Regions from separate parts of the Homo sapiens genome. Here regions 1, 2 and 4 are each linked to region 3. The links are chromatin contacts, found by Hi-C or POLR2A ChIA-PET in ENCODE. All regions are on one chromosome and are shown on one strand. Each heading gives the region's core, a stretch centred on a gene start or an enhancer-like site at or near the end of the contact. The rest is flanking DNA. Distances are from core to core; before and after follow the strand shown. Region 1 overlaps RGS6 (regulator of G protein signaling 6). Region 2 holds the start of BBOF1 (basal body orientation factor 1). Region 3 holds the start of NUMB (NUMB endocytic adaptor protein). Region 4 overlaps RGS6 (regulator of G protein signaling 6).

The links. A loop is a pair of places that touch in the nucleus more often than their neighbours do. ChIA-PET counts read pairs that join two places held with the same protein, here RNA polymerase II (POLR2A). Pooled maps may share reads with other maps.
Region 1: a loop to region 3 is called in a map with no recorded cell type, with 5 times the contacts of the local background. The contact joins the enhancer-like site here to the promoter of NUMB in region 3. A Hi-C loop is called at or near these places in 3 of 37 single-sample maps with no recorded cell type and 3 of 50 pooled maps. POLR2A ChIA-PET finds 5 or more read pairs at or near these places in 1 of 52 experiments (activated CD4-positive, alpha-beta T cell).
Region 2: a loop to region 3 is called in a map of gastrocnemius medialis, with 25 times the contacts of the local background. The contact joins the promoter of BBOF1 here to the promoter of NUMB in region 3. A Hi-C loop is called at or near these places in 1 of 168 maps with a recorded cell type or tissue (gastrocnemius medialis) and 9 of 50 pooled maps. POLR2A ChIA-PET finds 5 or more read pairs at or near these places in 3 of 52 experiments (HEK293, activated naive CD4-positive, alpha-beta T cell and activated naive CD8-positive, alpha-beta T cell).
Region 4: a pooled map shows a loop between it and region 3 (6-fold over the local background). The contact joins the enhancer-like site here to the promoter of NUMB in region 3. A Hi-C loop is called at or near these places in 1 of 168 maps with a recorded cell type or tissue (HCT116), 2 of 37 single-sample maps with no recorded cell type and 3 of 50 pooled maps.

Annotation. Positions count from the first base shown.
Region 1 is chr14:72,522,243-72,524,942 of GRCh38, forward strand. The region is part of intron 15 of RGS6 (regulator of G protein signaling 6); the gene reads left to right. Among named protein-coding and RNA genes, the nearest start is that of MIR7843, 6.8 kb to the left of the region's middle. Within about 2 kb of position 1,314, at least 2 of the 41 ENCODE cell types and tissues checked have a DNase peak (open chromatin) inside an H3K27ac peak, as active enhancers do.
Region 2 is chr14:74,017,980-74,020,707 of GRCh38, forward strand. It overlaps BBOF1 (basal body orientation factor 1), which reads left to right and starts at 1,370. Exons shown (of 12, transcript NM_025057.3): 1 at 1,370-1,555. The coding sequence starts at 1,500. It overlaps ENTPD5 (ectonucleoside triphosphate diphosphohydrolase 5 (inactive)), which reads right to left and starts at 1,309. Exons shown (of 16, transcript NM_001249.5): 1 at 1,271-1,309. RefSeq lists silencers at 667-961, 877-946, 987-1,126, 1,137-1,206, 1,237-1,486.
Region 3 is chr14:73,457,288-73,459,987 of GRCh38, forward strand. It overlaps NUMB (NUMB endocytic adaptor protein), which reads right to left and starts at 1,259. Exons shown (of 13, transcript NM_001005743.2): 1 at 1,206-1,259. RefSeq lists silencers at 983-1,112, 1,123-1,212, 1,403-1,602 and enhancers at 1,588-2,121, 2,122-2,655.
Region 4 is chr14:72,476,405-72,479,104 of GRCh38, forward strand. RGS6 (regulator of G protein signaling 6) reads left to right here. Exons shown (of 18, transcript NM_001204424.2): 11 at 338-436; 12 at 1,864-1,925. Among named protein-coding and RNA genes, the nearest start is that of MIR7843, 39 kb to the right of the region's middle. RefSeq lists an enhancer at 394-603. Within about 2 kb of position 1,332, at least 2 of the 41 ENCODE cell types and tissues checked have a DNase peak (open chromatin) inside an H3K27ac peak, as active enhancers do.

The DNA of each region.
Region 1 (2,700 bases), core at 64-2,563, 930 kb before region 3:
TCCTCTTCTTATAAGAACACTAATCCCGTCATAAGGGCCTCTCTCATGACCTCATTTGAACCTAATTACCTCTCAAAAGACCCACCTCCAAGTACCACCACACTGAGGATCAGGGCTTCAACAATATGAAATTTAGGGAGACACAACATTCATTCCACAACAGGGCGATTTTGCAAATAGCGTGATCCTGTAACCTGCCTTTTACCTAAAACAGGGGTCAGTTAAAAAACTATACTTTTCCTAAAAAGAGCCAGATAGTAGACATTGCAGGCTTTGTGAGTCATGTGGTCTATGTCACAACTATTCGATTCTGCATACAAAAGCAGCTACAATGCAACAACATAGCAATGTAAACAACATAAATGAGGACCTATGGCTGTGTTTATTTATGAACAGTGAAATCCAATTTCATATAATTTTTCACAAAATACAATTCTTCTTTTAGTTTTTTTCAGCCACTTAAAAACATAAAAACTGTTCTTCGCTCATGGGATGTAAAGATCTAGATCACAGGTCTGTATCTGTAGATTTGAATCACAGACTGTAGTTTGTGACCCTGTGCTAAATAAAATCTAGCACATGGTCATGAAAATTATTGAAATGCTTCAAGAAATCCAGAAAGCTACAGGATAGAGGATTGGGCATAAAGGATCTTCAGTTTTTGGGGGAGAGTAAGTTAGAGGAGACTTGGTTTTGACGCAGCCATGGCAACACAGCAATCTGAATTGTGAATGTTTCTACATGAGGATTGAGTGTTGCGGAGCAGAGGTCAGCAGGTGCCAAGAGACTCACACTGCCTTACCTTCCTGGACAGCACTGGCTGCCTGCCCCAGCAAAGTAGGTGCAGTTCAGAAGTTCCCAGGTATAAAAAGGAGGTTAAAATCCTCAGCAGCCCATGACCAGCCAGGACTTGCACTCAGATGTCCTCGCTTGCTGGCCAAGATTCTGCTCAGACCACACTGTCCCTGGATTGTTAGTGCTGAGGGCTTGGTGGTCGCACTGAGACCTGGAGAAGTTCTAGTCCCTAGAGAAAGGCCAAGAGTCTGGGAGTTCCTTCTAGAATTATCCATTTAAGTTCTTTAAACTTTCTCTTCTCGGTTTGCCTCTCTGTTAAATGGGGATGTTAACACCTCAGCCCATGGGGCTCAGGGGCTCTGGGTGGCTTCCTCAGCTGGTCATGATGGTTCTCATAAACCCCCTGCAGTGGTCATATGCTTTAATATTAGTGCTCAGTAGCCTGAGAGAAAGTACAGCCAGATTTATGGATTCACTGGAAGCAGGGACTGGGGGTGGGGTGCAGCCTCTCTCCAATGGGTTTTGTTTCTTATTTGACCACACGCATTGTTAGAGCCAAGTTAATTGCCTGTATTTGCTTCCTGTGGAAATATTTCACAAGACACCCTGTTATCGTGGGCCCAGCATTTGTACTTGTGTTTTGCTGATCCGTTTAGCTTTTTTGAAAATTTTGGGCCAAGACCAAATCTTCCATAAAGGTCTGTGGGCTGTGACCATAGTCCTCAGCTGTTTGCTGTGTTGTTCCAATTTCATAGATTTAGCCTTGTGAGGGGAGAAAAATATATAGGCCATGATTATTTTTTTTTAAGGACTCAGTTCTTTATGCTATGGATTTAATTCTCTGTTCCCAACCATGTGGCCTTAAAGGACCTGCATTGTCACCTGCTTGCTATGTGGTCTGAGGCAAGGGCCTTGACCTTTTGTGCCTTAGTTTCCTCATCTGGGTGATGGGGGTGATGTCTTCTTTACAGCCCGCTAAGGATTTCAGAGAAATCAGATGAGCTAATAGCCCTGAAAAATCTTTGAAAAAGTAAAAAGTGCTATATATTTGTAAGTGTGAACTCACAAAAATTAATGACTTTAGTACTCTCTGGGGTTTCGTAATTCTAAGCTGGATCCAAAAGAAATTCTCTCAAAATATCTGCCCTTAGATGGGAAAAAATGCCAGAAAAGGATGTAAGAACTGAATTTTCAGGTCCTGGAATGCATCCTAAGGAATTTGAGCTTCTCATCCTGAAGACAGTAGCAAAGCATTGCAGGCTTTTACCTGGAAGATGGTGAATCCCATGGTGATGGGCATAGTAGGCTGGAGCCAAGAGAGAGTTCTGAACCCTGGGGCATGTCATATAAAGCTCTGCTGGCAGTTGTTGGTGGAGAGAATTAAACCACAGGAAGTATTGAGAACCTTCAGCTTCCTTGTAGGGCATTTGTCTCTTTCCAAAGCCTTCACAGGCTCTAGATGAGATAGAAATCAAATGCCAGCACAGTGGCTGCCTGGCTTCCATTTTAAATCTCAGAGTACCAAGGATGTTCCAAGGACTATCTCCCTGGATCCATTCAATCATTTGTCCATCTGCCCATACACCCATGTCATGAACATCCATTCTCCCATTCAAGTTGGGAAACCTTGACCCGTGCGGCATAATATTCTGTGCAGAGGGAAATAACATGAGAAATAGGAGGCCCAGATGGCTTTTTTTTTGCCATCAGGCAGAGCTTATCTAAAAGCACATCATTTTCAAACAAAACAAACCAGACCTAAGAAAGCACTTCATTGAGATAGGATTGGATTGGAAATCTGTCCTTTAAGTGGACTGATAGTGGAATAGGACAAGCCAGTCCAGCCCCATTGGCTTTGATCCTTGCAGTTTCCCACCTCACCTTCCTACTCGTCCCAGCCCCACT
Region 2 (2,728 bases), core at 120-2,619, 560 kb after region 3:
GAGACCAGCCTGGCCAGCATGGTGAAACTCCATCTCTACCAAAAATACAAAAATTAGCCGGGTGTGGTGGCATGCACCTGTAGTCCCACTTACTGGGGAGGCTGAGGCAGGAGAATCGCTTGAACCAAGGAGGTGGAGGTTGCAGGGAGCCGAGATGCCCCACTGCACTCCAGCCTGGGTGACAGAAGACTCTCTCTCAGAAAAAAAAAAAAAAAAGTTTACAAGGCTTATCATTACCAAATCGGCATGTTCCCTCAGAAGAAACAGAAATTCAGAAACAGAAACTATGCAAGTGGGAAACAAGGCGGAGGGGAGTAATTAGAGGTCAAAGACATCGGGAAGGAGTGTACGGATTAAGTCCTCCCTAGAGAAATGGTGACGAAGGATCTACAACCACATTTAAAATAAACTTTTTAATTTGAAATGGAGTATAACAGAGCAGAGCTTCAACCACAAGTCTCCTAACTATTGGCTTGGCACTCAGAATACCGTACCTTCCTTAATGACTCACTGACTGACTCTCATTGAAAAATGAGAATACTTGTGAGTACACTCCTTTTCAGAGGTGTATTCGGGATTTCAGGAGTCGGGGAGGCAAGTTGAAGAGCTTCCAACTTTATGCAACTTTCAGGAAAGAAGGCTGCGGACCGGTATTAGCAAATGGAAATCCGGGGGGCGGTCGTGGGCAGGAAGTATCGGCCACACAGGACCTAGTGAGGCCGAGGACCCTGCTCCCGACCTCGGTGGCAGCACTCCCCTCCCCGCCCGGCTCCCTGGCGTGCCGCTGCTCTTCGGAGGCTGGCAGCCTCGCCCTCAACCACCGCCCTCGGGAAAGTCCTCGACTGCCTATCAAAAAACATTTGGCCTGGGACGTCCGCTGGCTGCACTATCCCTTACAGAATCAGCAAGGGTGAAAAGCCAGGAAAGAGATGCAACCCAAAGGAGTAAGGCAGTGCCGGGAGCGGCAGAAGCGGAGCGGGGGCGAGGGCAAGGTAGCCGCGGCCACGCTGGCTGCGGCATGGAGACACGGGAGGAACGGGACCCGCGGGCGGCACGGGAAAGGGCTGCGGCTCAGACCACTGCGGCGGGACGGGCGGATCAGCGGGGATCTAAGTCTCCTGAGGCAAGGGCGCCCCGACCGCAGCGACTCCTGACACACCCAGGCCGCAGGACGAAGCGCTACCGCCTGGGGCTGCCAGCTCCCGCCTCCCGCCCGCAGAGCCCGGGCCCCACGTAGAGGATCCGGCGCCGCCGACACTCGCACACTCACCGCGCGCGCGCCACCCTTGCGCGGCAGCCCGCCGCCCTCGGCGCGACCTCCGCCCCACCCCGCGCGCCGCGGCGCCTGGGCTACGTCACGGGCGCGTGCGCTCTCCGCGCGCCGTCAGCGGCGCGGGTGGGGCATTGCCAGCTCGGCGTCCCGGTTCCCTTGGAGACAGAGCTGGCCAGGGCGGCCGCGGCTGGGCAACTACGACAGCGGAGCCCCTGGGGAAGCCAAGATGCCGTCGAAGGGAAAGGACAAAAAGAAAGGCAAGAGCAAAGGCAAAGACACGAAGTAAGGAGAAGCCACCCGAGAGTCCCCTCTCCCTGGGCCTGCCTGGGATTTCGGGTCTGGGGCTGGCAACCTGGCGCCCCCCGCGCCGGCCCACTCGGACCCTCTCCCCGGCTCTCCCGGCTTGTGAGGATTACAGCTCCCATGTCCATAGTCTGGCAGATCTCTACTATGTGTTCAGATTATCTTAAACGTGTAGAGGATGTATAAAGTAGTTCCTTGGGCCTTTTCAGAGATCTCTTTTGGTTCAAAGGGGACACCTAAAGTATTTTACCAAGTTGGATAATTATTGAGGTTTTCCCAAACTGATCAGAGCCACTGAGGTGGGTAATGTTCTAGCACTAACCCCTTACAGGCCTGGAGTTGCTGCTAGATTGCTACTAGCCCTATTGGGGGACCCCGGTGGTTTCTGGACACGTTGGAGTCATACGTGGTGTCCAGCAACAACACCATATATGGGAACACAGAGTTGGCACCAAACTTGAGATGTTTGTAAAGTAACTTAAGAGAGTAATTCATGCTCAATACAGAAAGTTTGGGAAACATGGGAAGTACCAAAAGAAAAAACAAAAATCACCTGTAGTCTCATTATCCAAAAATAAACACTACTATATTTTGGAGTATTCTTTTTTAATAAAACGATAGCCCAATGTACATACTTATATGTGGCTTTTTTCTTCCCATTTGTTAATGTAAGTATTCTTTTATGGTATTTTTTTTTTGTTTTTACATAACTGCACAGTTAGTCTAGCCCTTAAAGTGCCAAGGGCTTATCACATTCCTAGAACTCACTAACATATGTTTTCAGATTTTGACCATGCTTCTACAGTACACATTTGAACAATGAGGAACACTAAGGGTAAGAGACCTTATTCCTTGGATTTTCCATGACCCATTGTTTGAGAAACCTGGCTTTGTTTCTACAGTGAGTATCAGTGGTCCTATTAGAGTGTCTAATTTCTTGCATCAAGTACTTTTTTTTTTTTCTTGACACCAAGTTTTGCTCTTGTTGCCCAAGCCGGAGTGCAATGGCACGATCTCAGCTCACTGCAACCTCTGCCTTCTGGGTTCAACCAATTCTCCTGCCTCAGCCTCCCGAGTAGCTGTGATTACAGGCACCCGTCACCACGCCCAGCTAATTTTTTTATTTTTAGTGGAGACAGGGTTTCACCATGT
Region 3 (2,700 bases), core at 9-2,508:
ACTGCCATCATCCTAAAACAAATTTCTTTTCTAAAACAAGTCACTTAACCTTGCTTTTAGGAGCTTTGCTTTGGTCCTAGATGTCATCTTGATATTAATTACGAAACTGAAGTTTCTTCTATTTGTGAAGACCTGTGAACCTACATGGCTCCACTGTTAATTTCTCATATATCTACTGTCCTAGCCAGTTCCACGAAACCATTACTCTCTCCTCGGGCAACTTTCTTTCTCTACCTTATCCCCTCCTATAGGGATTCTCTCCCACCTCCGCCCATCTCCGTCCCATTTTGCATGACTCCTCTCCGACCGAGGGAACTTCCACTCCCCTGCTGGCTCCTCACCCCGGTCTCAAACGCGAGCCACTCCTCGAGGACTTCTTTCCTGGTCCCTTAGGGATCCTCAGAGCCGGAGCGGCCAGGCCAGTTGGGTCTCCCATCCCAGCTCAGCTATGGGGGCGCAGGGAGCTCCGGTTCTTCCCCCAGGCGGTGCAAGATCTCTACTCGTCCGACCCTCCGAAGACCTGCTGCTCCTCATCTCTCCAGGAGCCCCCTCCCTTGGACAGCCGCTTTTCTCAGGAGGGTCCCCAACCCCCTCCGAGCGTTTCCTCAGACGCCCCTACTTGGAGCAAGTCTGCTCCCTGTCACCCGGGACCCTGGCCACCCTCGGCCTTCCTACCTCCCTCGGACCGGGGCCACTCCCAGTTCCCCTGCCCCCCACCCCGCTCTCTCCTCACCGGCCGCTGCCGGGCTTCCCGGATTCCTTTTCTCCCTGGCACCCAAGCCGTCCTGGGTATTCCCAAGACACCCCGCCCTTGAAGCAGGTCGTTACAGGTCACCCCCTCTCTGGGACCCTGGCCGCTTCCGTTTCCTCAGATACCTACTCCTCACACAGTGGCCGCCGGTCAGCGCGCTAGACCGGAGCAGCTGGACGTCCCAAGGGACCTCCTGGCCTGACCCGCGCGGGTCCGGCCGTAGCCTACCTTCCTCGGGAGAACTCCGCAGCCAGAAGCCCAGCCCCTCTCCCCCTAGCCCAGTCAGCGCGAACTCGCCGCCGCCCCCGCCGCCTCCGCCCTGGCCCCGGCCCCGGCCCGGGCCCCGACCCGAAGTCCAGGCCCCCTTCCTCCGGCCTCCGCCTCCGGAGTGCTGAGCTGGAGATTCCGCCCCGCGACGGCCCCCAGATCTCTGACCCGCGTTACCGGCACTCACCTGCCGCTGCCCCCGACCAACTCAAGCGCCACTGCCTCTACCTCGGCCGCCAGTGGCCACCAAGCGCCACCACCTCCCCCATGACAACAGGCCCACCCTCTTTCATACTTCTAACCTATCCATTGGATAGTGGGGCGGCAGCTCTCCTCTCTGATTGGTTTAGTATACCCGCCCGTCATCGCTCTTTACCGCCCCTTTTCCTAAACCCGGTATTCGCCCCCGCCCGGACCTGGAGCGTCCTAGCCCAAGCTTTAGTTGTAATTGGTTGAGGGTTGGGCAATTCGAAGTTATGATAGGCTGCTAAAAGTGTCTGTTAAGCTAACTGGCAAGAGACGTGACGGTTAAGGTTGATTCACGCTTGTGCACAGTTTGGTTGCGCAGTAGAAAGCAAAGGAGGGGCAGACGCTCACATTCGTGGTTACCCGGGAAGGGTTAAGTCTTTGTTGTAGAGTTTTCTCTGTAAACTTTTCCACTTCTCCAGCTCACTTCCTGCAAGGAGAAGCTTATCTCTGCTAGCTTTATTCATAGGGGTAGTACTTACAAAACACCAACATTAGAGGTTGTGTTTAAGAAGTGTTTCCAAGCCCTGGGGAGAAAGGTATCAGAGAGATAAAAATGTCCCCTTCTTTTCTTTGGTCTCAATGCATCCAATTTCATTGAAGTTCTTTCCAGGAGCCTCAATGCTAAAGGGCAAAGCGCAAACTTTCATTTAGCAGAAATCAGTCAACTTCGGTTGCAATTATAAATGTCGTCAATAAACTGAAGTGGCGTATTGAGAGTTCTCCAGCTTCCAGATCCACTCCTGGCTGACCCCTGCCAATTGACCAGACAGCCATTAGCAACTTTTTTTTTTTTTTTTTTTTTCTGTGAGACGGAGTTTCTCTCTTGTTGCCCAGGCTGGAGTGCAATGGTGCTATCTCGGCTCATCGCAACCTACGCCTCCCAGGTTCAAGCGATTCTTCTGCCTTAGCCTCCCGAGTAGCTGGGATTATAGGCATGAGACGGGGTTTCTCCATGTTGGTCAGGCTAGTCTCGAACTCCCAACCTCAGGTGATCCGCCCGCCTCGGCCTCCCAAAGTGCTGGTATTACAGGCGTAAGCCACCGCGCCCGGCCAGCAACTTTCTAATAAGCGGGCCACATTATACCCTTTATGATGCTCTGGAAATGAGAATTCTGCTTTCCCCCACCTCTCACTGCCACTTTGTTTTTCTGTTCAGCAGTTCTTAAATAGCCCTACTAGCTGTGTGTCAGATACTTTAAAAGCTTCTCTCTCTCTCTCTCTTTTTTTTTTCTAAACCTCTTCCTAGCAGTCTAAATTAGGGCCATTGAATGAATTGCCGGGTTGTGTGTGTGTGTGTTTTTTTTTTTTCCTCACTTGGCACAATGCACAAGAATAAATGATTGCATTTTTTATTCACTTGGGTACAAATCACAGTAGGCATTTTTGAGAAATCTAATGTTGCTATAAAAACTCTTGTGCTCCTAGAAATATAT
Region 4 (2,700 bases), core at 82-2,581, 980 kb before region 3:
AGGGGGCGAGGGGATACTCAGCAACGTGTCTTTTCCAAGCACACCCAGGTGATTCTTTGCAGGTGGTCTATGGACCATATTTGGAGAAACACTGAGATACAAGGAGGCTATTTTCAGCCCAATAAAAGATAGGATTTGGGTTATAGTGGTACCCCAAAGATGAGATGACATGCCTTAAGAGGCAGCATTCTCATCATTGAAGAAATAAAAGCAGAGACCAATCTCTTATTGTCATGAGGGGATTCACGAAATTGGATGAGTCATTGGACTAGCTGACCCCTAAGCCACCCTCCAATTCTGTGGGTGGATGATCCTCTGTGCTTGCTTCTTCTCCTAGTCCGTGTATGGCGTGACTGAAGAGTCCCAGGCACAGAGCCCGGTGCATGTACTCAGCCAACCAATCAGGAAAACAACAAAAGAGGACATCCGGAAACAGGTGAATGAATTGACAGCTTGCACTCTCAGGAGGAGACGTGGCCAGTTTAAAAACCCTTTCAAATGTTCAACTCTGAAGATTGAGCAAGCTTTGAGTTCCTGGAAACCACAGTGGAACCCAGCTGTGGGTGATTGAACCTTTTAAGTGCTGTGTGTGAACAAGCCACGGAAGCTTGAGAGAAAGAATTCTCTACCCAGTTCCTCCAGCAGTTACTAGAAAAGGGCGTAAATGAGTCATCCCATGCCTTGGGGTAACTGCTGTAATGGGGTTTCCCACAGTCCGCTGTGGGAGCTGGAGGAAGGAGGGGGCTCATGTCACACAGTCCTTATAATTGGAATGCACCAGCTCAGGATGGTCTACTTTATTGCTGTGATTTGAAAGGAAAGTTTAAGAATAAATAAAGCTCTACTCCCAATGCCATTTCAGCATTACTTGGTTGAATGTTATTTTCTTTCATGATGAGCAGCCCAGGTCAACAGACAATGGCTAATTATATTACTTCCTTCTGATATTTACTGGTAACAAAGCAACCTACTGTTTATATTATGCCTTGCTGGTTCCTAGAGGGCAAAACCCAAAGGAGTAAACTTTGAGGTGCTTGCCCTTGACAAGTTTATTATCTGATGGGTAAGAGGTAATGGATATATGAAAAAAAAAAGCTATTTGGCGGGGCTCGGGGCTCGGTGGCCCACACCTGTAATCCCAGCACTTTGTGAGGCTGAGGCAGGTGGATCATCTGAGGTAAGGAGTTTGAGACCAGGCTGACCAATATGATGAAACCCCATCTCTACTAAAAATAGAAAAAAGTTAGCCGGGCTTGGTGGCGTGTGACTATAATCCCAGCTACTCGGGAGGCTGAGACAGCAGAATCACTTGAATCTGAGAGGTGGAGGTTGCAGTGAGCTGAGATCATGCCGCTGCACTCCAGCCTAGGCAACAGAATGAGACTCTGTCTCAAAAAAAAAAAAGAAAAAAAGAAAAAAAAACCACACAGAAAAAAAGCTATTTGATGATTCCAGTCAAGCATGCCAAGGACATGGGTGTGACGTGCCTGTGAAAGGTGGGCAGAGGAGGGGTCACTGGGGATTGTTCAAAACAGGTATTTATGGGGCACATTTCACCTGTCCATGCTGTTGCTAAGCTACGTAGAAAATACATTGCCTTTAAATTTTGGAAAGCAAGACTTAAATCACACCACAGTATAGGAGGAGATGAGACAAAGGCTAAATTGCAGAATATGAATCTTGTATGATAGGGATGTCCAGAGGCACAAGTAATTTGCTGGAGGGCAGAGCTGAGGGAGTTGGAGATGTCTGGCCAGAGGAGGTATTTGGATCTTGGTGGAAATGCAGGATTTGGGTTTGTGGAGCGAGGGGAAAAAAATAATTTTAGTTTGGTCTTAACATCTGTGTTCTCTATTTTCCCAGATAACATTTTTGAACGCACAGATCGACAGACATTGTTTGAAAATGTCCAAAGTGGCTGAAAGGTATGTTTTCCTTTAATAATATTACTACTTTCTTCTAATTTAACAGGGAAGAAATGTTACAGGGTTATGGTTAACGAATGTGTTCAATGCCAAGAGTTAGACTGTAGTTATTCCTTAGACTGGGGTGCAGAAAAACCCACAGGCTCCATGTGAGTATAACTAAGATAACAGACCTCCCTTGAGTGATGTCAAGAAATGTTCCGTTGCTAAGGCTTTACAGGGGGTGGCCACGGGACCTTGTCAATCAAGGAAGAATGTCCTTTAAAGCTACATAATGCACCTTTGCCTTCAGCCTCTGGATTAATTCAAATGGAAATTGCTCCCCTTTCAGCTATAAAATGCCCAGATTCACTTTATAGGGGAAAAGAAATTATGTGTGTCCTTTGAGGTGCTGGCTGCATAGACAGGAGGGGACTGGATCATCGGGAAGTGTTCCGCCTCCACACGCCATCAACCACTGAACTGCATCGAATCAGCTGTAAAGAAAATATTTGGCCCCTCCAGCCTGGCTTCCACAGCGGTGTGTGTGCTTCATTCTGCACCAGTAGCTAGTTCCACTCCGTTAACTCATGGGAGACTCAATTTTATCAACTAAATGGTCTGTTTTTTTAACTCTTCCGTGAAGATGGGAGACCACATGGGGAATCTATATGGAATAAATCTAACCAGGCAGCTCAGTAGTGAACATTTATTCATCCATATGCTACCGTTAAAGCAATGACCAATTGCTTAAGGAATCAAGAGCTTAAGTTGGGTCTTGGTATTTATTGGATGT